Linked DNA regions of Mus musculus: all the other regions are linked to region 3. Evidence: chromatin loops called from intact Hi-C (ENCODE). Cell type or tissue: heart. All regions are shown on one strand. Region 1 overlaps Ankrd44 (ankyrin repeat domain 44). Region 2 has its middle 47 kb from the start of Sf3b1. Region 3 holds the start of Ankrd44 (ankyrin repeat domain 44). Region 4 overlaps Ankrd44 (ankyrin repeat domain 44). Region 5 overlaps Ankrd44 (ankyrin repeat domain 44).

Region 1 (5,000 bases), 91 kb after region 3:
TTCTCTTGCTCAAGACCTGAGTTCCTGTTTGTCCGAAGATTAGGTTAGAACTCCTTTTGCTGGCTCAGTGCTTCTCCCGGCCAGCCACTTACTCTTCCACCCAATTCCTTTGAGAGCTCTATTCTTAGCCCACCCGTCACAGACCTCACCTTACAGCCTGCTCTCCAGCTTTTTGGTGACACATATCCTCAAAAGTCTCCCTTCCTCTATTTTGTTTTCTGACATTGTGTTTCAGTGTTAGCTTTTAAAGAGTAGTCATATCAGGTTTGGTGGTAGTGGATACATGCCTTTAATCCCAGCATTCGGGAGGCAGGGGCAGGGGCAGGGGCAGGCAGATCTCTGTGAGTTTGAGGCTAGCCTGGTCTACAGAACTAGTTCTAGGATAGCCAAGGCTACACAAATAAACCTTGTCTCACACTACCCCCACAAAAAAGAAATAAAATCTGTACTACTGTGTAGTGTGACTATCCATGCATCATAGAGACTGTATCCTCCATTTGGTAATGCTTTGTAGGCTACTAGGTATTTAGTATTTGGGCACAGTGGCTCACACCCATAATCATAGTATGTAAGAGTTCTATTGAGAGCAGTAGGCCAACCTGGGTTACATAGTAAGTTCTAGACCAGCCTGAGTTATATGTAGCAAGGTCTTGTCTCAAAAAACAAATTAACACCCCCAAGCAAAAATAAAAGTAAAACAAGATGGGAGTATGTAGAAACTGAGGCTGGATTGGTCTTAGGCTATCATAGCTATTACGTCATTCATGCCTCATTTGCGTGGCCTGTGAGAGAAGCCTCTGACTGGGCAGCATTAGGAGATCATAAATCTTTCGATTCAGTTCTCACTCGCAGATAAACTGTTTGACTCTTCAGAGGTCCAAACAGGGAGGTCATTTCCTCTGTAACCAAGAGATCACCAAAGGCGGCCTAACTACACGTTTGTTTGCTAACCTTCAGCAGTAAGATCAGTTCCCAGTTCTATCAAGCAGGGATAAATAAATACACAGCACATTTCAAAGTCAGCATATGTTAAATCTATAAAAGAATGGGCCCACCATTTTCATGCATGTATGTAATATTCTTTGCTCATAATCATCTGTGCACTATGACACAGCTTGGTCAAAGAGAGGTGGTGTATTTTGTTAGTAAGTTTCTATTATGTGGCTTTTTGAGTTAGAGTTCATACAGAAGAGCTGTGTGATATTCTTGAGGTTTTTCCAGTGCAGCTGAGATGAATTCAGGCTGTTGGATTTCTGCTCTCTCCTAGCAGGGGCAGCCCTTCTGCCTCAGAGCTGCTGTTGCATGGATTAGGGCCCTAATCTGATGGTTGTCCTACAGTTGTATTATTTTACTTAATAATAATAATAATAGTATATCATAATAACATTATATATTATATGAAATGTAGAGTATATTAATAACATAATATATAACATTACATATAAATGTGTACAATAAAATTCTTATCATTGTGTGTGTGTATGTATATATGTGCATGGAAATCAGAGAACAGCTTTGGGAGTCCTTCAGTCACGGATTCCAGGGATTAAACTCAAATTCAGGTCTTCTGGCTTGCCTGGCAAGCCTTTTTACCCACTCAGCCATCTCACTAGCTCTTACTCTACAGTCTTAGAGGAAATCTATTCATCCAGTTTGTAGGATGGTCACAAGGAAACTCACTGTAAAAACATTTGAGCTTTTTACCTCCAAATCAGAAAGGACCCTTGACTTCATGGCGGGAACACTAGGCCTCTGGCCTTGTATGCAGTTGTCGAGTGTGTCTTGTAAAATGGCTACTATTAGCTCATCTTAGAGATGAGGAGACTCTGCTTGGGAGACTCCCAGTCAACTGGCTTTACAGCAGCAGTCTCCCTACTGTGGTAAAAGAGCAATCATCGGTCAGGAAAATCAGTCTTGCCTCAGGGTTCAGTTTAACTGATCTGTGGTTTCAACATTTCTTTTTGCCCAGCTTCTCCTTTCATGTTCTTCAGTAGCTAGTAGGAGAGTTGACGTATCTGGACTTCATGTTATCTTGGGCTGTCTGTCCTCTGGGGAAGATGAGTGTCCTTAGAGAGCAGAGCAGAGTGGAGGAGCATCAGGAGAGCAGAGGAGCAGCAAAGCATGTGACTGTCCCCCAGCTTGGGACTTGGTCCTCAGAACCCACTGCCGAGCCGCTGCCTCTGTGTTGTTTCCATTTTGAAGAGGTTAGGTGATAATTTACCCAGTTTCTGATTAAACATGCTTCATTTTTCATTCTACTTAAGTAGAGGACTTCTTACTATAACTTGGGATTTTATGTATTTTCTTTTTCTTTCTGGTAAATACCTGGAAATATTATAAACACTGACTTTGTAACATGTGCCATAGAAACTCTTTCTCTCCACATTCCCTCCCTCCCTTCTTTCCTTCCTTCCTGTGTGGTTCATGTGTGTGGGTTCACATTTATATGTGTGTCTGTGTGTGTGCATATGTGTGTATGTTTGCGCATATGTATATGTGTATGTGCATGTGTGTATAAGTGTGTATGTGTGTGCACATGTGGGTGTATGTGCCTATGTGTGTGTATGTGTGTATGTGTTTATGTGTGTACGAGGGCATAGACTAAAGGATGATGTTGGTACCATTCCTCAAGCACTGTCTCTCCCCCTCTTTTTTTTTTTTTTTTTTTTCCAGAAACAGGGTCTTGGAGCTCTCTGAGTAGATGAGGCAGGCTAAGCTCTGGCCTAAGCACTGGGGTGACAATGGTGACTCATCAGGACTTGCTTTTTTTTTCTTTCTTTCTTTTACAAATGTGGGTTCTGATGATGAAGTTATCCTTTTACTGAGTCCAGCCTTTCCTAATTAATTAATTATTAATTAAGAGATGGGTACTTGCTGCTTTCCACACTGATCTGAAACTCATGATCTTCTCCTCCCACCTCCCTGCATAACCCAAGTACCGGGTTCCCAGTGTGAGCCACCACACCCAGCTGAGAGCCGTTTTCAAACGCTGACTGCCTCACTCCATAATTACGAATTATGCTCATAAGGACTGAGTGTATTCCGTCTGGGTCTTACAGTACTTAGGGAGACAGCTTTGATTTTCATGATCATCATCATCTTATGATGGGGGGAGCTCCCCAGGTAAGATGATCTACAGTCGGGAAGCACTCAACAGAGCCCATATCTGGACATCCCATATCTGGACATCCCATATCTGGACATCCCATATCTGGACATCCCATATCTGGACATCACATATCTGGGCATCCCATATCTGGACATCACATATCTGGACATCCCATATCTGGACATCCCATATCTGGACATCCCATATCTGGACATCCCATATCTGGACATCCCATATCTGGACATCCCATATCTGGACATCCCATATCTGGACATCCCATATCTGGACATCCCATATCTGGACATCCCATATCTGGACATCCCATATCTGGACATCCCATATCTGGGCCTGCTGGTGAGAACACTGCACGTTCTGTTCATTAAACCAAGTGACTTGAGCAAATTTTATTATCCCTTTGCAAAAATGCAAGCTCTGCCCGTTTCTTAGTGAAGTGTTCCAGGTTACTCACATAAGCTGGTGGTTTTATGTGGCCAGAGTATTGGTGTGTCAGCGATTAGGTACCAATACCATGCCCCCATCCTTCCTCGGTGATGCCCTGTGCCCAGAATGCTCAAGCATAGGCAGATGTTTAGGAATACCAATGCTAGTGGCTATTGATTGATCCCAGCATCCTTTCCTGATCGGAATACAAGATGCTCGCTTTTTTACATTTGAGGTCTTTAGCCACAGGATCTCATCAGAGAAAGGCAGGCAGCACACCAGGGATGTGGAGCACAATGCTAGGGCAACTTCTAGATGTGTTTGGATTTATTACCCCTGGCTTGGTCTTGGTCTCAGGGAGCCCCTCTCCCCTGCTTCTCATCCAAAGGCTGCTTAGATTGAAAAAAGCTTGCAGCTAACCACAGGAAGGCCACGTGGGCTCAGCAGAAGTCTAATTAGTGGTTTCCATAGAGCACATGAATTTTGTTGTCGTTATATTGATTAGACCCTCATGCATGCTAGGTTAATAATCTACCAAGGAGATACGCCCCTAGACTCAAGCTTATCAGTTTGTTTCCCCCCCCCTGCCAGCTGCTCTGACTGAACCCAGAATGAAGCACCTTCTCCAGCCCCGGACTTTGTTCTTAATTGGATGGCAGAATTGAGAGAAGGATTGAATTGTGTTTTTTTTTTGTTGTTGTTGTTGTTTCTATGTTGATGTGTGGTGCATGTATGTGCTCATGTTTGTATGTGTGGAGGCAAGTGCCTGTGGAGGACAGAGGTCGATGTCCAGTGATTTCCTTATCACTCTCCACCTCATTATTTTCATTTTGTTATGAAGCCCTGGCTGTCTGAGAACTCACTATGCAGACCAGGTTGACCTTGAACTCACAGAGCTGTGCTATCACACTGGCCTCCACCTTATTTTTTGAGGAAGGGTTTCTCACTGGGCATGGACCTCCTCCATTGAGCTAGGTGGGCTGGCCAGTGGCTTGGTGGATCTCCCCGTCTCTGTGCCCCGCCTCCAGCACTGTGCCTGTTTTTCATGAGTGCTGGAGATCTGAACTCGGGTCCTCGTGCCTGTGTGGCATCGACTTTACCAATTGAGTTATCCCTTTGTTCTCTAATTGTGTTTTCAAATGATGAAAATGACACTCTCAAACCTAGGATTTATCCATATGGTCTCTTCCTAGTTCCGGAAACAATGGGCCCTCATGGCTCAGTAGAAAAGTGGGGTTTAAACAATACTGTTTGATCTTTTTCTTTCATTTACTTTACCTTTTTTTTTTTTTTTGGTGTGTTCATGGTTGTGTGTGTGTGTGTTTGTGTGTGTGTGTGTATGTGTGTCTGCTTCTCTCTAAGAACTTTCTTAAAGCTGAAGTGGACCATTTAATTCCCTTCCTTCCCTTTATATACCACCTGTACATTGATAGGATAACAAATTACTATC
Region 2 (5,000 bases), 54 kb before region 3:
AGACCAGACTGGCCTCGAACTCAGAAACCCGCCTGCCTCTGCCTCCCAAGTGCTGGGATTAAAGGTGTGCACCACCACACCCAGCACCCATCTCAGTTTTTCAATTCATAGAATGGACATAATATTTTTTTCCTCAGTAAGTGGCAATCTTAAGTGGAGAGGTACTGAGATAGTGTTATACATATCCCGGCATCCTGCTATAATCTTATTTTTTATTCTATTTATTGTTTCTATTGTGATGAAGGAGACTTTATGGTTTGAGGAGAGACCACTTTGAAAAAGCCAAAGAGGTCATCATAGTTAGGATCTTTATGCTTAAAGGAAACATTTTAAAAAACTATTTTATAAGCAGCAGCATGGCTTCCATACGATTAATGCTTGTACTGGCTGGTTTTGTGTGCCAATTTGACACAGGCTGGAGTTATCACAGAGAAAGGAGCTTCAGTTGGGGAAATGCCTCCATGAGATCCAGCTGTGGGTCATTTTCTCAATTAGTGATGCAGGGAGGGCCCCTTGTGGGTGGTACCATCTCTGGGCTGGTAGTTTTTGGTTCTATAAGAGAGCAGGCTGAGCAAGCCAGGGGAAGCAAGCCAGTAAAGAACATCCCTCCATGGCTTCTGCATCAGCTCCTGCTCTCTGACCTGCTTGAGTTCCAGTCCTGACTTTTATAGTGATGAACAGTTTGGAGGTGTAAGCTTGAATAAACCCTTTCCTCCCCAACTTGGTTCTTGGTCATGATGTTTTGTCCAGGAATAGAAACCCTGACTAAGACAAATTGGTATCAGCATAGTGAGGAATTCCTGTGCAAACCTGATCATGTTTTGGGGAGGGCCGTGGAAGGGCTTTGGACTTTGGAATGGGCTAGAAGGTCCATCCAGTGTTAAGAGCTCTGTGGGATATTGTGTAGGAGCTTGGAAGATAATGTTGAGAACAGTGCAGAAGATGAAGATGGAGGTCTGGCTTGTGAAGATCCAGAGGGAAGATTAAAGACTCTTATCAGGGCTGTTGCTATTTGATTGTTAAGATTTTGTGGTTCTGGTTAGCTGAGGCTGAAGAATCAGCTGTGATTAACCAGAACCACTAAAGTGAAACCTTTGCATTACTGAGACTATTGATGCTGGTTAGCTGGAGCTAAGAAATTAGCGGTGATTAAGAAGAGACCAGCATCATTGAGCTGACATCTTCTGGGAAGTGTTTTCTGAGAGCACAAAGAAGCTGTGTTCCAGAAATAGCCAAGGTTGTACTCCTGCTGCAGCAGGACTTGGTAATGTGTAAGAGTCACCCAGGTAGTACTGGTTTTGAAGGCATGAAGGGGTCATGCAGAGCAGCTGAGGCTCGGCACTGTGAGAGGCCATGGAAGGCCATTGGTGAAAGTGCAGCCTCAGTTGCAATTGATGGCCCAGGACTGAAGGGGTCATGGAGTGTTTTGGAGATGCCAGTACCATGAGATGACCACCAAGAACAGCAGCCACAGTGGAGTACATGCAGCTGGAGCCTAGAAGACAATGTGTGTGCTACAAAGGGCAGGGCTGGAGACATGACCTAAGCTCTTGGAGGAGCCCAGATTGTGAGTTGGATTCCAGAATTGGATGGTTGGTGTCTGCTTTTGGTTGTGACTGTGCCCTGATATTTTTCCCTCTTGAAGAAAGTAATTTAGTGGAGCCCACAGTTAAGAGACTTCTAATTTTAAAAAGACTTTGGATTTTAAAAGATATTTTAAAGGGATGGGACTTTTAATATGCAAGACTGTGGGACTTATAATGTTATTTAGATCTTGGGAATGAATACGAAAGTAAGGGTTGAGGCCTAATAGTGATGTGTTTGTGAAGTTGACAAGGGGTCAGTTTTACTGGCTGGTTTTGTGTGTCAACTTGACACGGGCTGGAGTTATCACAGAAAAAAGGAGCTTCAGTTGGGGAAATGCCTCCATGAGATCCAGCTGCAAGGCATTTTCTCAATTAGTGATCAAGCAGGGAGGGCCCCTTGTGGGTGGTACCATCGCTGGGCTGGTAGTCTTTGGTTCTATAAGAAAGCAAGCTTAGCAAGTCAGTAAAAAAAAAAAAAAATCCTTCCATGGCCTCTGCATCAGCTCCTGCTTCTTGACCTGATTGAGTTTCAGTCCTGACTTCCTTTAGTAATGAACAGTGTTTTGGAGGTGTAAGCTGAATAAACCCTTTCTTCCCCAACTTGGTTCTTGGTCATGATGTTTTGTTCAGGAATAGATACCTTGACTAAGACAATGCTTTGTAATTTATGAACAAATATCCATTGCTTATTTACTTTTCACAGCGGCCTTCGGAAGTAGACATTTATTCCTGCTGTCTGGAGGAGAAAGGGCTCTGGGAGGTTGGGAAGCGGCATGTAGTCAGCTGGCACTGGCTTGACTCCTAGCTGATATCACCAATGGATACATTTAGTATGCCAGGATTTTAAGTGCTGAAATTGAGTTTTGGTCTTAGTCTTGTAGAATAGTTATTTTAAAAATACCCAACCCAGGGACTGAAACAGTGACCTCATGTATGACCACACATGCTCTGTTTTGAGATGAGGTTTTACCAGGTAGCCCCAACTGACTTCAAACTGGAAATCCTTCTGCCTCAGTCCTCTAGCACTGGCATTATAGGTGTGCACTACCATGCCCAACTCAGTTCCTCTCTTGCTGTTACCTGAACTGGCTGCCCTGCCTTGGCATATGCCAAGGTTCATGGGTCCTCTTCACCTGACTGGCTCCTGCCAGTTCTTTGACAACAAGCTTCTTTGACTGTGTGGTCCAGCCTTTTAAGATATGGCAGCACCCACGATCCATACTGCCCCTCACTCTGCACTCAGGTTTCTCTTCACTCAGGTGGACTGTGTATATCAACAGAGCATGGAGGACTCCCTGCTTATCCTCCTGTCCATGGCACCTGTGCCAAGGGACTCAATCTGAAAGCTGACCCCTGAATTATTTCAAGACAGATTGTTGATGCCAAGAACTGTGCAAGAAATTAGAAGCATGAGAGTGGGCAGACATATTTTCAAGCAAACAACTCTTTGGTGGTAACTCACAAGGGGTGAAAGTTCACTGTGAAGAGCTTTGTTCAAAACATTCTGATTTCTGTAGTATACTTAGTTTCTGAAAGGGGGCAGCAAAGCCCAGGAAAACAGACTTCCCACTTTGAGTAATTTGAAAAGAGAACAGTCCTAGAAATCTGACAAGCCTTATGGATGAATAAAGGCTGCTAGGAAGGGTATATTTTTATTAAATGAATATTTACAATTACTTGATGTATGTTTTAAAAGACAAAGGCTGTTTAAAATAATGTAAACAAGCATTTCTCTCATTTATTACAAAAGTATTTTAAAATTGAGTGCTTTTTTTTTTTGCCACCATTTGACCATAATTTATAAACCTTCAAACTCAAACAGTAACTGGTAATATTCTGTGCCTAGAGCCAATGTGACTGAAGCCCTCAAGAACCACACAACAAGTCGGGCAGTGGTGTTGCACGCCTTTAATCCCAGCACTTGGGAGGCAGAGGCAGGCGGATTTCTGAGTTTGAGGTCAGCCTAGTCTACAGAGTGAGTTCCAGGACAGTTAGGGCTACACAGAGAAACCCTGTCTCGAAAAACAAAACAAAACAAGAACAGACAACATCACACACCTTTTAGGCGAGGGAGCCCGGATTCACACGTGAGCTGTTTGGCTCCAAGAGCTGATGTTTTTTGTTTTTTTCCCCAACATTTCACTCTGCTTCTTTCAGGATAAAGGTCCCCTTTTTGCTGTATATTGATTTAAAAATTAAAAATATTTATTTGTATTTTACATGGATGAGTATTTTGGCAGCAGGTATGATGTATATGCTGTGTAGTCAGGAGGAAGGCAGTGAGAGAGAGAGAGAGACAGACAAAACCTGCCTATTTCCTACAAGCAAGTAATCAAAGGATGCATTTTTAAATTTTGATTTAATAGTTTTTGAGGATACAAGGGAATACAGATTTTGCCAGAAGCACATGAGGGTTTCTTCCTGCAGTTCAGAACTGATATAGTTTAAGAGGAGAGGTAGAGAGCCAGTTGGTAGATCCAGCAAACATTAAGCTCCACAGAAGAGAGAAGTTAGGGAGAATGAGTGAGCAGATGCCTTAAAGATCTATAAAAATCTTGCCAGGACAATTTATCTTTGAACGTGGACTACTCATGGGATTCTTGGGATTTCTTTGCCTAATATGACAAAAAATAAAGCCTGGAAATAGGCTTATATAGTAAGTAGCGGGAATTTAATTGAAGTTACTTACAGAGAAATAAAAATATTGAGGCATTGGATCTTTAAAAATTAGATCAGGCTGGAGAGGTGGCTTAGCGGTTAAGAGCACTGACTGCTCTTCTGAAGATCCTGAGTTCAAATCCCAGCAACTACATGGTGGCTCACAACCATCTGTAACAAGAACTGATGCCTTCTTCTGGTGTATCTGAAAATAGCTACAGTGTATTTACATATAATAAATAAATAAATCTTAAAAAAAAAAAAAGCCAGGCAATGGTGGCACACTCCTTTAATCCCAGCACTTGGGAGGCAGTGCAGGCGGATTTCTGAGTTTGAGGCCAGCCTGGTCTACAGAGTGAGTTCCAGGACAGCCAGGTCTACACAAAGAAACCCTGTCTCAAAACAACAACAAAATTAGATCAAAGGCAGGGGGTAGGTCGCCTAGCCTATCTCAGACAGTAGAAATTTAGGCCTTGAGAATTATATAAGAGAGAGCCTGAAAACAGGTTTATATGTTAAGTAGACAGAGATATTAAATAAGTAATGCAGGCCTTGATCTCACGAAGGGCAGGGCAGGAGAAAGCAGAACACAGTCTCATCAGTTAATATTTGCTTAGATTGCTTTATTTACTTTGAATTGTTTTATTTATCAGAATGAGTGTGGTTATGAGTTTGGTGGTTATATTAAAATTCCTCTGGAAGAGAGGTCAAACTAAACATTTCATGATTTCTGGGTACTGGACCAAGGACTCGTGA
Region 3 (5,000 bases):
TGAATTTTAAAATAAATTTGTGTAAGTAGATAATGTTATGCTTGAATTTCCATTCAGGAAAGTGAAGGCAATGCTAAAGCACTATTAATTATTTCTATGAGAGGAAATGTCTGGTAGGGTTACAGCCTGCTGTGGCGGCTCACACTTGGGATGTAGAAATAGGAGGAGAGAGAGTTCAAGGCCAGATTGCCAGCATTATAGCAAGAGACTAACTCAGAAAAAGAGGGGGTAGGGGGGTAGGGGGACTGACTCTGACTCAAGAACTCATGCATATGCATGTCCACGGTGACCTAAAGCAGATCTTGAGTGAATCTGTCAACGTACATAATTTTTTATCTCTCTTTATAAATATGCTTATATCTAGCCAGGGAATTCCCTGTCCATTTGCTTACAAATCTATGTAAGATACTAGTAAGTTGATGAAAGGCAGCATGAAGAGGTGCTTCACACAAGCAGCAAGCCACCGAGAAGGGTCTTAGGAGCAGCAACTTTGGAGTATGTGTGTCTGCTTCTCACTGGTGGCCGCAGAGACCCTGGATGGTGCTTCCTTGGGCCCCCTTTACTGCAGGAGTAGAATCACAGTGTCTAGGATAGGTAGGAGTAGCTTTGGGATTTAGCTGCTTCACCAGCCAGAGTGGGTTGAGGATAAAGGCCAGGATGCTACCTGACTGCTGGAGCTCCCTTCTCCTATGAGATCTTCGTTGAGGCACTGACAATGGGGAAGAAGAAACCTACAGCTGGTTTGTGAGTGAACTATAGAGGCAGGTGTGGGGCAGGCATTTGATCTTAACCAGGCCCTTTGTAGTTCTGATTTGTTGTTCAACAGTCCCGAAGGTCCTGCTAGGGGTACCAGTGGCTTCTTGGGTGTGGGCTATCTCTCACTTCCCTGCTTAACTTTCTTCTCTAGGTCTCAGCTTTCCCCTCTTTCAGGAAGCCTGCCCTTAGCCACTGGTCTAGTCTGGTCTTTTTTTTTTGTTGTTGTTTGTTTTGTTTTGTTTTGTTTTTTTGAGACAGGGTTTCTCTGTGTAGCCCTGGCTGTCCTGGAACTCACTTTGTAGACCAGGCTGGCCTCGAGCTCAGAAATCTGCCTGCCTCTGTCTCCCGAGTGCTGGGATTAAAGGCATGCGCCACCACGCCCAGCTTAGTCTGGTCTTTTGCTTCCTAAATACTTCTCCTTATGATCCTTTATTTCGGTTTGGAATTATATTAATCTGCAATGCCTATCTGGTTTATATGAGTGCCCTTTGAGAGTAGGCACCTGTCTTACTTACGGGCTCTAGTGTGACAAAAAAAGGAAAAGTGACCAAAAACAACTTGAGGAAGAAAGAATTTGTTTGTACTTCCGCTTCCACATCACAGTTCATCACTGAAGGAAGACAGGGCAGTAACGCAAGGCAGGAACCTGGAAGCAGGAACTGAAGCACATGCCAGGAAGAAGTGCTGCTTACTGGCTTGGTGCTCATGGCTTGCTCAGTCTGCTTTATTATACACCCAAGATTACCCCTACCCAGGGTGACACAACTCACAGAGAGCTGACCCCGACCACATTAATCATCAGTTTTTCTTAATTAATTTTCTTAATGCCCCTACCAGCTTGCTCACGGGTCAATCTGGTGGGAGCCTTTTTAAAAAACAAACAAACAAACAAACAAACAAACAAACAAACCTGAGGCTCCCTCTTCTCAAATGACTGTAGCCCGTGTCAAGTAGAGGTAAAAACTAGCCAGCAGAATATCTTACCTGCTTATGCTCCATTTCTCTCCATGCCCAGTCACTGCCGGAATTTATAAGTGCTTTTCCAGATCGCAGAAATACCAACACTTACTACGGATTGCTACCTCTGTATTAGAAGCCTAATCTGTCGGACAGCTGTCTTCTGTGTGTGTAGGGTGGAAAGTGGGCAGCATGCAACTTACTCTTGTAGGAATAAATCAGCTAGGACTTATTTAATGCAGTAATTTAGTAGGACTCTTTTTTTCCTACTCAGTTTCACCTTCAGTCCCAAGCCTAGGCTACCAAGTTAGGGTAGTGTGTGGTTTAACTAGGAGGTGACCGGAGGGTCACAGCTCCCGTTCCCACCGCTATATGTTTAGAGAAACCCTGGACTCAACAACGCATCCATGGCCTCCTTATATTAAACAAAGAGACTGTCAGCCCAGCGCCTAGGTGGCAGAAATTCGGAGCGCCGGAGCAATCTGATTAGGGAAGAGGTTTAGGGAAAGGGGGTGTGACACAGTCTGCAGGGTGAAAGTTGGTGGCCTGTGAGTAGCAAGCTTTCTGGACCCCTGGGGTGTGTCGGCGAGGGATTGCCCATCGGTGGCGTGCGCGTGGGTGGGATTGCTGGGGAGGGTCAGCGTCAGGCCCCCTCCCCTTTCGGCTGGCTCCTGGCGGAGCGGGGTGCAGGTGTGGGAGGGCGCCGGGGCCGAGGGCTGCGAGGAGCCGCCGCGGGCGGCAGGAGGCAGCGTCGGCCCGGGCGGCGCGAGGCAGCGCGCGGTGATGTCAGTGGCGGCCCGGCTGGCAGCGGCCGGCACTTCCTGTATAAAGGCGGGCGGGCCGGGCTGCGACTCCCGCGAGCCGGGGCTGGGCTCTGAGAGGCAGGCGGCGGCGGCCGAGCAGTGGCGGGGCTGTCACCTTCGCGAGCCCAGCTCCTGGAGCTTTCCCGGGCCGTCCCTTCCGCGTCCCCGGGCTCCCGGCGTTGACATCTGCGGAGCGGAGAGCTGTATGTGCGCGCGCGCGGGAAAGGAAGAATGGCAGTGCTCAAACTCTGCGAGCAGGTAGGGGCGGCGGGGAGCGGAGAAGGGGGCGCGGCGGGCGCCGAGCGAGCGGAGCGCGCCCCGGGCTGTTTACGCGCAGCCTTTGAGCGTGCACGGCCTGCCGCGGGGCTCGGCTCCCGCGCAGTCTCCGCCCTGGGCCGTCGCAAGTGCGCGTTCGCGGCCGGAGAGGGTCGGCGAGATGCGGGAGTGGCCGCCGGACGCGGGGAACGCGGGTCGCAGCCGCACCGGGAGAGGGGAGCCTCGGACTGCGTCGTGCACTCAGGAGCAGTCAGCCTGGGGGTGCTCGGGGGAAGGCTGCCCGTGGGCTCAGGAGGAGGAAGGTGGACGGCGGGAGAGAGGATCTCAGCCTCGCAGCCCCGCTTCCCCAGACCTCTCCCGCGTCAGGCAAGAGACTGGCCGGGATCCCCGCTCCCGTGCAATAGGCTATCTTCATCGGTTGGATAGGACACCCCGACTTCCTCTTTAGTTGCCCAGGGGCTGGGTGTGGGATGTGGGATTGAGGGTGCAGAGAGACGCGAGCTCTCGGCCCAGGTCTCCGAATAGGAGATGGAGTCAGGTCCCAGGCTGAGCTCGCAGGCGCTGGTGCCCCTCAGCTTTGTTGCTTTTTTGACGGAGACATCACACCCGGCAGCCCCAGAGTTCAGCTTGAAGCCATGAAATTATTTATTGAATCCGATTGACAGTCTTTGCTACAGGTCTGGACATTGACACACACGGGAAGTCCAACTAAATTGCCTGAAACACAAAACAAAACAAAACAAAACCTCACAATTCTTTACATGAAAAGGGGGGAAACGTCCCGGTTTATGCATCTACACTGAAATGAACATTGTTTTGGGGGCCTGGTAAGCGAAGAGGCGATCTTGACTTTGATACATGGTGTCAAACAGGCCAGTCCCCTCTATTAAGCACCTCCAACTTCTTAATAGGTTGCATCTGGCGTCTTGCTAGTTAGAATTCAGCCAGAATATTCTGCAACTTAAATGCAACCTTTGCGGTAGTGAGCCACAATGGTTTGTTTTGCCCCTTTAGATTAAATTTACTTCAGCTTGCTTTCCTTAAGTATTTACAGCCCCGCTTTCTTCCCCTCCCCGCCTTGGTTCAGAAGTCACTGAGTTAAAAACTCTGTTAAATTTAGCAGGGAGAGCAGCTGTTAATTGTGTGAACCTGTCCCTCCTCGTTGGCTACTGAGCATTTAAAGTGCTTGTAAATTGATATTAGGATTTTCTCTACCCTTTGTTTCCAATTTTTGCCAACTGTTAGACATCTGCTTATTTTAAGTCTTATGCTGTATTGTGTCCAGAGTCCTGTCAACGATGATGGTACACATTCCCCTACTTTGTTAATTCCTAAGTCTGCAGAGTCGAGTAGAACAACACGGTGCTAGTAGGCATTGGTATGTTAGACATAGGAAAGCATTCGGTGTAGAATTTTACTTAGAAAGATGCTAATCATTTATCCCGAGTTCCTTATTTTCTAAGTAAAACAGCTGACTGGGAAAAGCAAGAGTCTTCCTCAGGAGCCTCAGCTGTCTGCTGGCGGTGTCCACCTCCCAGGCTGCTCTGGAGGCCCTGAGATATCTCTTCTTCCTTTCAGCAGATGTGGTGAGGCAGGGCATGAAGGAGCTTCTTCCCCCAAACACCCCAGCCCTGGTGAAGGGGGTATCACTGGGCTTTGGGGGCACAGAAAGTTATTCTCCGGCTTCTCAGAGCAAGGGTTTCAAAGATGTTTGTCTTTGGAAATCTTTCTAAACACACCCGCTTTGTTCTGTTTGTAAACTTCACTTGCCATCAGGGGAGAAAGAGGTAAAACCTTCATTTGACTCCATCTCCTGACATATAGAAAGAGCCAAGGAGTTCTGTGATCCAGGAACACCTAAAAACCACCAGTCTATCTTGGGACAAAGCCAGAGGAAGATGGGGTGTGGTGGTGGTAGGGTGGGGTGGGGTGCAGTGGTGAGCAAGGATGGTTTCTGTGTTTCTTTAGGTCCAGGAAGTGTGTTCTTCTTGCCTTATATAGTCTTACTTTTTGTTTGAATCTTACTTCTTAGAAGTTGGCTTTTAACCTCAGCTACTCATGCTAACAACCTGTGGATTAAACTCCTCCCAGAAGAGCTTTGCCCCATCACTGTGGGTGGGGAGGCACCTGCATGGAATCCCTGCTTCAGCTTGAGGTGGATCAGCTTGCTCTCTCCCCAGGGATGCTGTGACCATCTCCTCATCCTTC
Region 4 (5,000 bases), 170 kb after region 3:
TGCCAGGAGCAAGGGTAGGCATAGGAAGCAAGCTGACTCTTTTTATTTTGTGTGTGGGTACAGTGTTTATGCCATAGCACACGCCCATGTGGAGGTCAGAGGACAATCTGCAGGAGTTAGTTCTCTTCTTGTATTAGGTGGGTTATGGGAATTGAACTTGAGTACCCTGGCTTGGAAGTGAGCACCCTTCCTTACCCACTGAACCATCATCTCACAGGTTCTGCATTTAAATTTTGAGAACCTCATGTTGAGCCAGGTTGAGGACACAGTAGTGGAAAATGTCATGTTATAGCATAGAACAGTAAAGGATATGAAAAAATAGGACTTAGGTTGCTTCAGTCACATAAAGATGACAGGAAGGGGCCGTTGTCATCTGCGGAGAGAGTATATAACAGCATGACTGGAGAAGCTGAGGGAAGTCTGAAGGAGCTCTTGACCCTTAGGGTTGGGAGAAGGAAGATACAGAGCAAGGATGAGAAAGAGATAGGAAAGGGAAGAAAGAACTGAAGGGAGTGTGATATCTTCACGAAGGTCTGAGGGATGCAGAAAGGGAAAAATAGAACCAGTGAAGAGTGTTTCAGAGCTCCACATTCTATATACGGAGCCCGTGCAGGGTCTCAGGGAGAGGTGAGAAGGCCTTAAAGCAAGGGAGAGACCAAGGAGACACAAACCAAAGTGACAAAGAGTTTTTGTGTGGGGTAGAATTTACAGAGTCTGGTAGTCATGGGGAGAAACAAGCTCACAACGGGCCTGTGGGCATCTGTGGGTTCTTTCAGACTAAGGTGGAGGATGGGCATTGGATAAAGGCATCATCTTTGTGACCCTCCACTTCGTTAACTCACAGGTTGTCTGATATTCCCCATACCTTGCAAAATGCATCTTAGTGCTCTTGCTGTGTCTGATGCCCAGATATGCCGCCTCCTGCCATGCCTGCCTGCTTCTTCCAGTTGGCTACCCAGTACTCAGTTCAAATCAGATAATGGACTTGTTACATGGTCAGCTTATCTCCTTTACCATAGACCAGAGGGGCTGGAGAAATGGCTCAGCAGTCAATAGTTCTTGACACTCCTACAAAGGACTTGGTTTTGATTCCCAGTAACTAAATCCAGGGGGTTTAAAGCCACCTATGACTCCAGTTTCAGAGTTTCTAATGTCATCTTCTGGTATCTGTAGGTACCTGCACACACACATATAGTGCACATATATGCACTTAGGCACACATGTACATATACATTAGAATAAATAATATATACTTAGCATTGATGCTTAATTTTTCTTATAGATCATTAATCATAAATAGGATGCAAGAAATGGCATCTTAAAAACCATAGATGGGTTTAACTGTATCTACTTTCTGTAGAGGGGTTTTGAATGCACATCTAACCTTTCCCAGCCTCTCTTTATCTCCTGTCTATCTGGTCTGAGTGTGTGACCATCAGATCCTCCTTTAAGGTTCAGTGTACATTCTAAATGAGCCCACCACCTTCCCTTAAATATAGTCTTCCTGTCAGTATGTAGATTTCTAGTTAAAGTTGTACTATGTTGCTTTTAGATTTTGAAAATGCATGTGGATATTATTAGACAGTTTGGGTTTTTTTTTTTAAGATTTTTTTTCAAGTTTAAGAGAAACAGCATATTGAAATGCAGCCAGCACCCATCAGTGTTCACTTGGGTTTCCGCCACACTTATGGAACCCTGAGTGACGTCTTTATGAGCGGTAGAGTGGTGGAAAAGGGAGACGGTGTATGTTCCATGTGCACGGCACAGTCCCTGTTCCACTAGCTTCATCTCATCTCCCTAAGCTTTGGCCTTTCACTATTGAACCTCGGTAAAATAATAAAGGCATGTTGTTTTATATAAAACTCTATTGAAGATTCCCTTGTAATTTGCAATTAAGAAAAAATGTGTAATTTTTCTTCTCTATTACAGATTATAAGTTCTATAGTATCTCAATGCTTCTCTCCCCCAACAGTCAGACTTCAAGAATGTACTATATACAAAGCCACAGTGGAAAAGATAGAAAACATCTCAGATAGCTGCAGCCACATTGCTCAATTCCTGGTCACTAACATTTAGTCTGGTTCACTTGCTGCCTGTGGACCTTTGGAACATTTATAGCTAGGAGACTGGATCCTGCCATATATCTGCTGAGTGTGTCAGTTCTCTTATCTGTATGTTCTGGGGCTAATTTGTAAAATGGAATTTATCACAAACTGGAACAGGCAGAAGGAAGCGGCAGAAGAAGCATAGCCTTGGAGTTTGGGAGAGGAAGTAAAGAAAGGAAGGAAGGAAAGAAAAAGTGAACATTTGAGTCCACACGTGTCATATTTTGTATTTGAATCGTTAAAAACAGAACAAGCTGAACTACACGTGGCTTTTCCCAGTCAGCTTTCAGATACTCTCCTACTGACTTAGGATTCACTCGTGGGTAACTGAGTTCACATAATGACGCCCCTATCCTGACTTAGTGTGATCCCATAGCAACCTTATTGTCTTGAGATGGGGCACTGACTCCTGTGACTCTAGGATGCCACATGCCACAGAGCATGTCGTGTCTCCAGAGAGTCGCAGTGCCATTGAGGGAGGAAGCTTGGGATGTGTGAGAATGAACCCAGAATGCATTATGTATAGAAGAAAGGCTGAATGGGCTCCCAAGGAACGTGATGGGCAAGACAACTTATATATTCTATTTAGTTCAAGAACGTGTTGGGTTCTACTCTACATGAAGTACTAGTATTTGTCACACAGTTATCATAATTCTTGCTAATTTCCTCTTACGGCTCAGGACTTGACCATACTTAACAAAAGGGGTTCTTGTTTAATCAAGTGAAGTCTCAAAATACAAAATCCAATGTCTTAAATCTGATGGGAATAATATACACAAGAAATTGGAGGGATATTAGGAATTAATAAAAGTATTTCTTTTCCATAAAAGCAAAGCCTTGAACAAATAGAAGGATTGAGCACAATTGTCCCGGGTACACAGGCAGTATTGCCCTGGTCCAAAGTACTGGGGACAGTAGCAACCACAGGTCCCAGGCTGAAGAGGCAGAAAGGGAAATGTAGCAGGGTTTCTACTTTCAGCTTGAATACTGAGTTCTAAATGTTAAAGACTTAAGAAGGAACATTGACTGCCTTTTGAATGTCCTTGGTTGTCAGGTTTTTATTTTTTATTTTTTTGAAAGAATGAATACTCCCTACATCCGTACCATGTAAGCACAGCGGCCTCCAAATGGCAGCCATGAAGCCGAGGACAGTTGGTTATGACCCAGACCCCTGAGTAGGCGAACAAAGCCAAGTCTGCAGGGATAGATCTGAGATGAGCGCCATCGGCACCAGGCAGCCCAGCTCTGCATTGTATCAGCTGTGGTCATTCCTGCTTCTCTGTCCCTATACCAAAAGCCCAGACACTCCCATTGGGTAGAGCGTGGTGGTTGCTGTCTTCCACTCAGGACTGACTTTGCAATCTATATGCTAGTAATTGCCTGCGCCTGCCCTGGCTCGCAGCTGCACTATATACAGCTACCAACTGAGGAATCCTCAGTAGAGACTTCAAACTCTTTTCCAAGCATGGGAAAGTGCCTGCTTCAATATTTATCAAGATATTTCCTAAACATGAAGTATTCATAGCTTTATATACATTTAATTAAATCATAATTACTTCAGTTTTATATTAAATCTAAGCGCTAATACTGAAGCAAAATTTAAAGAAACAGCACCACCTACGGACAAGTCAGTGTTAACTCTGAAGTCCCACCTTCACTGTCCATGAGTCTTGGACTATAGTCCCTGTCCCTCTTACTTGGTGTGTGTGTGTGTGTGTGTGTGTGTGTGTGTGTGTGTGTGTGTGTGTGTGTGTATTCATTTCTCCAGAGTGGTCCCCAGGTATTAGAGTTATTGGAACTGTCTCCACTCCAGACCAGACTCTGGAATTATGTGGCTTTTGAAATGTCTATGAGTGTGCCAAGGTCAGCACTGTAGACAAATATTCTTCTCCCACTGGCTTTTCCTTTAAAAGGTGTCAGTCTTACTTCTACCCTTTTTCAATATTTGCTGATTCAGACTCTATTAATATTATATGGGTCCTAATATCTTCCCTCCCATATACCAGAGAAAAATTTTAACTTTATTGTTTGTTTCTTCAATTGGGTTGTAGTTATCACTGTGATCGAATCTTTTGTTGGCAGAGACTTTGTGTAGCTACAGTCCTTTTTTCAAAGGAATACTTATAGGATATAATAAAGCTAAAAAGCAAATAAATAAATGAAATAAACAGCAAAACAACAGCAACCAGCACACCACCACCCATAGTCTAAAGCATGGTTCTTAGCCACGGCTCTTAACGGTACAGTTGTACTGTGCAAGCTTGAGGAGATGATGGGGATGCTGAGACTCAGTAGGTATGAGTTAGTGCACAGAATTCATGTCACAAATTAGAGCCCTGGGTAGGGGTGGATCTCCTCTAAGAGATACTTATTTAACAATTATTTGCTTTCAATTGGGGACTTTAAAAACCACTTTAAAGCCTAGATGTTTAGATTTTATCACAAGATGGAGTACTCATGTGTGTCACTTTATATTTTAACCTGAATTTGAAAAAAGGTTTTCTACAGATATTTAGGAACTAACAGTAACAACCATCTAAAACAATTCCTGAGGACAGTAAGCTGGCTCAACAAGTGAAGAAAGGCTCCCGCCACTAAGCTTGTTGACCCGAGTTAGAACTTTGGATACCACACGATAGAAGATAAGAACTGGCTTGCTCAAGTTACACTCTGACTTCCATATGTACATGGTGGCATATGCATCCACACACATATACATTACATACATTAAGTAAAATGTAATAAAGTTAAAAAGCAACGCTTAAACGCTTAAGATAGAGGAACTTTTCATCATAAGTTTAAACCTATCAGAAGTTTAAAATGCCTTTAACAAGTTTTCTCCCCACACTGAGCATCACTAGGCAGCAGTCCACTGCAGCATGTCTGCTGCTCACC
Region 5 (5,000 bases), 260 kb after region 3:
TACACATATAGCTTAATACCCCTTAGTTCTAGAAGTGACCACTATTATTGGTTTCTCTGGTATCCTTCTGAATTTTTCCTGTGACTATAGAAGTACACACAAATATAAATATACACACATACATTTTCTTTTTATATAAATGAGGCCATGCTAAATATATTTCCTGCAATGTAGTTTCTTAAAAACCTCTTTTGGACACTTTCTTATTACGCTCCGCAAATGTCATAGCAACCTATATGCCCATCAGAGTGTCTAGGATTGCTTCCCCTGTCTTCCTCCCCACTCACAGTTTTAATGATATTAGGGACCTGGCCAAACTCTTCATTCATTGCCCAGGTAATTACAAAATAGCACTATAAACATTTTACATAGTGTTTTGAATATCTGTTGGCATTTTACACTTCTGTTATCTCTGTGAACTGCATTTTTGGGTCTTTTGCACACTTTCCTAGTTTTCAAAACCATTTACAAAAGTTCTTTTTATATTAAGAAAATAGTCCTTCGTGCTAAATCTTTTGCAAATACATGGATCCTTGAGGAGCAGTACAGAGAAAATTGCAAATGGCAAAGGACGTCTGAAGCCACCTAAGGCAGAATTTTCCTATTTCTCTCTCATCTCTCTGACCCACTTCCCCCTAGACAACCTTACCTCTTACTCTCTTTTATTTTCAAGATCCTTTGCTTATGTATTGTAGGCATGTGACTAATATTTTTTCCCTTTGTAGACTAAATTAAAAGTCTCAGACTGTCTATCTTGTTTTTAGTGCTACATAGCCTAGGACCTCATAAGAGATCTGAACTTGGCCCTCGCCCATGTCCTGCATTTCCCTAACTGGTTCAGTGGCTTCGTTATGATCAGTGGAAGAAATAACAGGGAAGAGAACAGCTTCCATTGCATATCAGATCTTGTGCAAAGCCACTGCAATTATCTCTCTTCATCTTTGTGGCAGCCCCAGGAGGCAGCTTTTATTGCTCTCATTTTATAGATGAGGATACAAAACTCTAAGTACAATTAAGAAAGTCACCTACACCCTCATGGTTAGTCACATGATGAGCTGTGAGGGAAGATTTGCATTTGTAGATTGAATTAAGAGTCCCCAATGTTTCCAGTAATTTTTCCCCTAGTTTTATTAACAGAAAAGATTCCTGAAAATCTTTTTGTAGTGTCCATTGATTTGTTTAGGACTCTCCTGAGAGATGAGCATGTAATTCACACAGCCATTTGTCTAAATTAGATTTTTAGATTGTAGATCTAATAAATGTATACTGATGGATGTAATGCCTTTGAGCAAATTAGTTGACAAGGGAAAAAAAAAACACAAAGGCATTTACTTGCAACCAGAGGTTCATGAACTAGTGTTTCTGCCTAACCTCAGTGTGTGGGCTTTAGATTCCATCCCAAGTGTTGTTACAAGGGGATCTTTGGAGTTTGTGACTCAGGAGGCTCAGCACCTCAGGTGGGTTGTTGTGGGATTTGAGGCAAGTAAGGATTCGATTTGTGGCTTTCTCTTTTGCAGGCATACAATGGGCATCACCAAGCCTTGGAGGTCCTTCTCCAGTCCCTAGTGGACCTGGACATCAGGGATGAGAAAGGCCGGACAGCTCTGTACCTAGCTGCTTTCAAGGGACACACAGAATGTGTGGAGGCACTTGTTAACCAGGGCGCATCCATCTTTGTAAAGGACAATGTCACCAAAAGAACTCCACTTCATGCTTCAGGTAGGTCTTGTGTATTCCTGAGTTTTACAACTCATGTACAGAGTTAAATAAAAGGGTAAAATGTGTCAAGGTGGCTTCACAGGCATTAATGGCATCATTAGGACTGTTTTGCAAAGGGGCTAGCAGACAAGGAGCTAATAAACACATCCTTCTATCAACCTGCACACTGCTTTATTCAGTTTTCACTTTGACCCTTGACGCATCTGATATCAAAACAGAAACCCTTAACATGTGCACATCAGTCAACAAGGGATGGGGCTTTTCTGGAATGTTTCTGCACTACATATGAAGGGATATATACACATATATGAAGGCAAGTTGGGGGAATCTCTGGCCCTGCTAAAGCCCGAGTACCTTTTGGCTCAGACGATTCCATTCTGGTAACCTTTGAGAAGGATGGAATATGACATTTTTCAAAAGAGAGCAGAAAGTGGGCGTGGCCTTGTAGAGGAAGTGAAGGAATGAGAACACATTTCTAAGAGACTTGCATGATTCTCATTAGTTGACTGTTTTCTAGGGATGCTAGACAGTTAGATACATTTCTGTCGGAACTGATGAGATCCTGAGGGGGTGGGGTGGGGGGTGAAAGTTCTTGTTGCAAGGCTACGGCCTGAGTTTGATCAACGTGACCCACATGGCAGAAGAGAGAACTGACTCCCCTCAAGGTGTCCTTGGGCCTTTACATGCTTACCATGACAAATGCACGACAATATAAATACAAATGTAATTAATTATTTGTAAAGAAAAAAAAGAAGCACATTTCTATCTATATCTCTTAACTTCCAAGTCACACCATACAAAAATAGAGGAAGCCTACCTGTTGCCTGACTGTCTAGAAAGAATTATTGCCAGGAAAAGGTCAGTAATGGCTGGGGTGGCCAATTATACATTTTTGTTTCCACCAGTATTTTTGCTTCTTAGGGCATGCTTTCCTTGGTATGATTGTCAAATCAAATTTACTCATTTTAAAGAGTGGTTGCCTATTATTAAGCCAGAAACTCACTTTGTTACTATGTAATTCCTAACAATTGCAAATGGCCTGGATCGATTGTGGAAGGCTGCCTTTGAAACTTGTGAATAAATTAAAAAAAAAAACAAAAAAAAAAAAACCAAACCAAAACAAAACAAAACTGGTGAATAATGAAGGGCCATCCTCACCCATTTGCCACTGTGATGTAGGTGTGGTCCAAGGGTTCCCTCTAGTGGTCAAGTAGATTCACTCTTGATTTCTCTCATGCCATCTATTTAAAAGACAGGCTGTCATTTAACTGTTCTCCACAAAATGTCTGCTGGGCAGAAGCTTCCCCCTGGGATTCGAGGATCAGCTTAGCTGGATTTTTTCTTTTTCAGTTCACTTGGAAGCCTGTTCCTTTGGTCGAGACCCTCAGTGCTGTGAGGAGGGGCAGCCAGAATGAACACTGGAGGTTTTAGCACAGATAAACACTGACAGTTGTGGCTTTGAGCAGTGTCAAAAACGGCTGTCAGAGACTGACCCAGTCTCCCAGAGAGCTGGATCTGGCAGGGGACAGCTAACAATGCTAATATCTTTCTTCTAGAAGGCATTAGGGGGCGGGGATACAGTACATGGGAACCCAAGGAGAACTGAGGTTGCTACTCTTGTGTGTGTTGGGGAGGGGGGTCCCTAAGTTTTCCTTAGGGCTGTGAGCTCAATTCAGACAGCTAAGCAAAGAACAAAAGCCTCTCTGGAGATGACTTGTGGCGCACCGGTTGACCAATGTGAACCGAGATGGTTTTTTTCTTATGTTTAGCCAAAATTGAAATGTCCTTGGAATGATTGTGAGCATTAAAGAATATCAAATATATCAAATTGATACAGAAAGAAAAGCCAAGTCCTGTTGATTCCATTCCTTGAGCCATTGATGAGAGGATTTAGCTGTCAGCCCTATGCCAATCTTTTCCTTTTGGGGATACATTAAACTCCCTGCAAATTTCAACAAGATAACAGGCTTTTGTATAATTTTGAGAATGATAGCAGAGGTAGCCTTGCTAGGATGTGGCCTGGAACTCCAATCCATCATATGTCCTCCCAGTATGTATGTATCAGTGGATGCTGAAAAGGAGCTGAACAGCATGGCGTTGTTCCTGCTGTGCATTTGAATGGTGTCCATGAATGTGAGCTAATTCTAATAAACGTTGTTCCAGAAAACCGTGGAAGTTAAATTACCATTCTTTAATGACTGGCCAGCAATTAAAATGACTGTAAAACAGCTCCGAGAGGAACCTTTCTCAACACAACCTCATTGTATCCATTCAGTTCTCTCGCTGTATCCAGAGCGAGGGAAGTCTGGTGTTCTTTGTGGGGTGTGCATTGCTCAGAGAGTAAGCCATGGCCAGCATGTTAAGGATAGCCATCCTCACCTTATCTCCTGAGTGGATCCCTTGACAGCTGTAAGGCCTTGCAAAGGTTCTCCTCAGGACACCAGGGGACATGCTTTATCATAGAGGAGGAGTTTACCATCCACCCCATGAGATCTGCTTCCCAGCATCCGTTTTGGGGCCCCACCTCCTAAAGGAGCACATTCAGTTATGCACAGGGCACACACACCCTGGTACTCGCCCTCAGCCCCATGAGGCAGAGACGGCATTGGGGTTACAGGACACTTCCTGCCTACTGCGGGGTAGCTGGGGCAGGTAAGGCTCAGCAGCCCTAATGAGGGACCTGAAGATCTCTGGGTCCTCACCCAGCAGGAAGAGAAGGGACAGCAACTGCACCTGCTGCAGCACTCTTAAGACCCTGCAAGGGCAAGGCTGCAGTTTGAGGATCACCACCACCACAGAGCTCCCGTGCTGGTAAAGAGGGACCACCCAGGCTATGCTCACTCTTCTGCTTTGGTGTTCTATGTTCAGCCGCCACTAACCAATGAGAACTGTAGGTGGAATATGGAACTTAGACTTCACTGATCTACAAGAGTGGTCACCACTCTGTTTCTCTCTCTCTCTCTCTCTCTCTCTCTCTCTCTCTCTCTCTCTCTCTCTCTCTCTCTTCCTCTCATCCCTATTCTCTTCTCCTTTTTTAGAAAGAGCTGGAGATGGGCTAGACACAGGATGGTTATATGGAAGTAGAGTGGACTGACAGCAGGCGGGGACACTTACCAGCCCTCTACAGGGAGATAAGAAAGGACAGTGAGCTTAAAAAATTCCGAAAACAGAAAGGGGAAGGCAAAGATGGAAGTGTATGGATAAAAAGAAAGGGGGGATACAGGGTTTCCCTGAGCCACCTGGGCCATCTTGAACTGGAAGCCAGGACAGTCCATTAGCAG

What was found. Peaks named below come from ENCODE experiments on the same cell type or tissue, not always from the same donor. Only the 100,000 strongest peaks of a DNase experiment are listed, where the experiment ranks them.
Region 1: a loop joins it to region 3, with 5 times the contacts of the local background. A loop is called at or near these places in 29 of 42 quality-filtered maps.
Region 2: it touches region 3 in a loop (2.1-fold over the local background); 4 of 42 quality-filtered maps call a loop at or near these places.
Region 4: it touches region 3 in a loop (5-fold over the local background); 16 of 42 quality-filtered maps call a loop at or near these places.
Region 5: it touches region 3 in a loop (4-fold over the local background); 18 of 42 quality-filtered maps call a loop at or near these places.

Annotation. Positions count from the first base shown.
Region 1 is chr1:54,832,931-54,837,930 of GRCm38, reverse strand. All of the region lies in intron 1 of Ankrd44 (ankyrin repeat domain 44), which reads left to right. Among named protein-coding and RNA genes, the nearest start is that of Ankrd44, 91 kb to the left of the region's middle. In heart, no CTCF peak of the experiment used is centred here; DNase peaks (open chromatin) are centred at 80 and 2,070.
Region 2 is chr1:54,977,554-54,982,553 of GRCm38, reverse strand. No RefSeq gene overlaps it. Among named protein-coding and RNA genes, the nearest start is that of Sf3b1, 47 kb to the left of the region's middle. In heart, a CTCF peak has its summit at 3,111; no DNase peak of the experiment used is centred here.
Region 3 is chr1:54,923,914-54,928,913 of GRCm38, reverse strand. It overlaps Ankrd44 (ankyrin repeat domain 44), which reads left to right and starts at 2,527. Exons shown (of 28, transcript NM_001081433.3): 1 at 2,527-2,774. The coding sequence starts at 2,748. In heart, a CTCF peak has its summit at 2,443; DNase peaks (open chromatin) are centred at 2,503 and 3,233; H3K4me3 peaks cover 2,633 bases; H3K27ac peaks cover 1,598 bases.
Region 4 is chr1:54,754,635-54,759,634 of GRCm38, reverse strand. All of the region lies in intron 8 of Ankrd44 (ankyrin repeat domain 44), which reads left to right. All of the region lies in intron 3 of 4930444A19Rik (a long non-coding RNA gene), which reads right to left. Among named protein-coding and RNA genes, the nearest start is that of 4930444A19Rik, 76 kb to the right of the region's middle. In heart, a CTCF peak has its summit at 3,710; no DNase peak of the experiment used is centred here.
Region 5 is chr1:54,664,091-54,669,090 of GRCm38, reverse strand. It overlaps Ankrd44 (ankyrin repeat domain 44), which reads left to right. Exons shown (of 28, transcript NM_001081433.3): 18 at 1,518-1,719. Among named protein-coding and RNA genes, the nearest start is that of 4930444A19Rik, 15 kb to the left of the region's middle. In heart, a CTCF peak has its summit at 2,918 (motif pointing left); no DNase peak of the experiment used is centred here.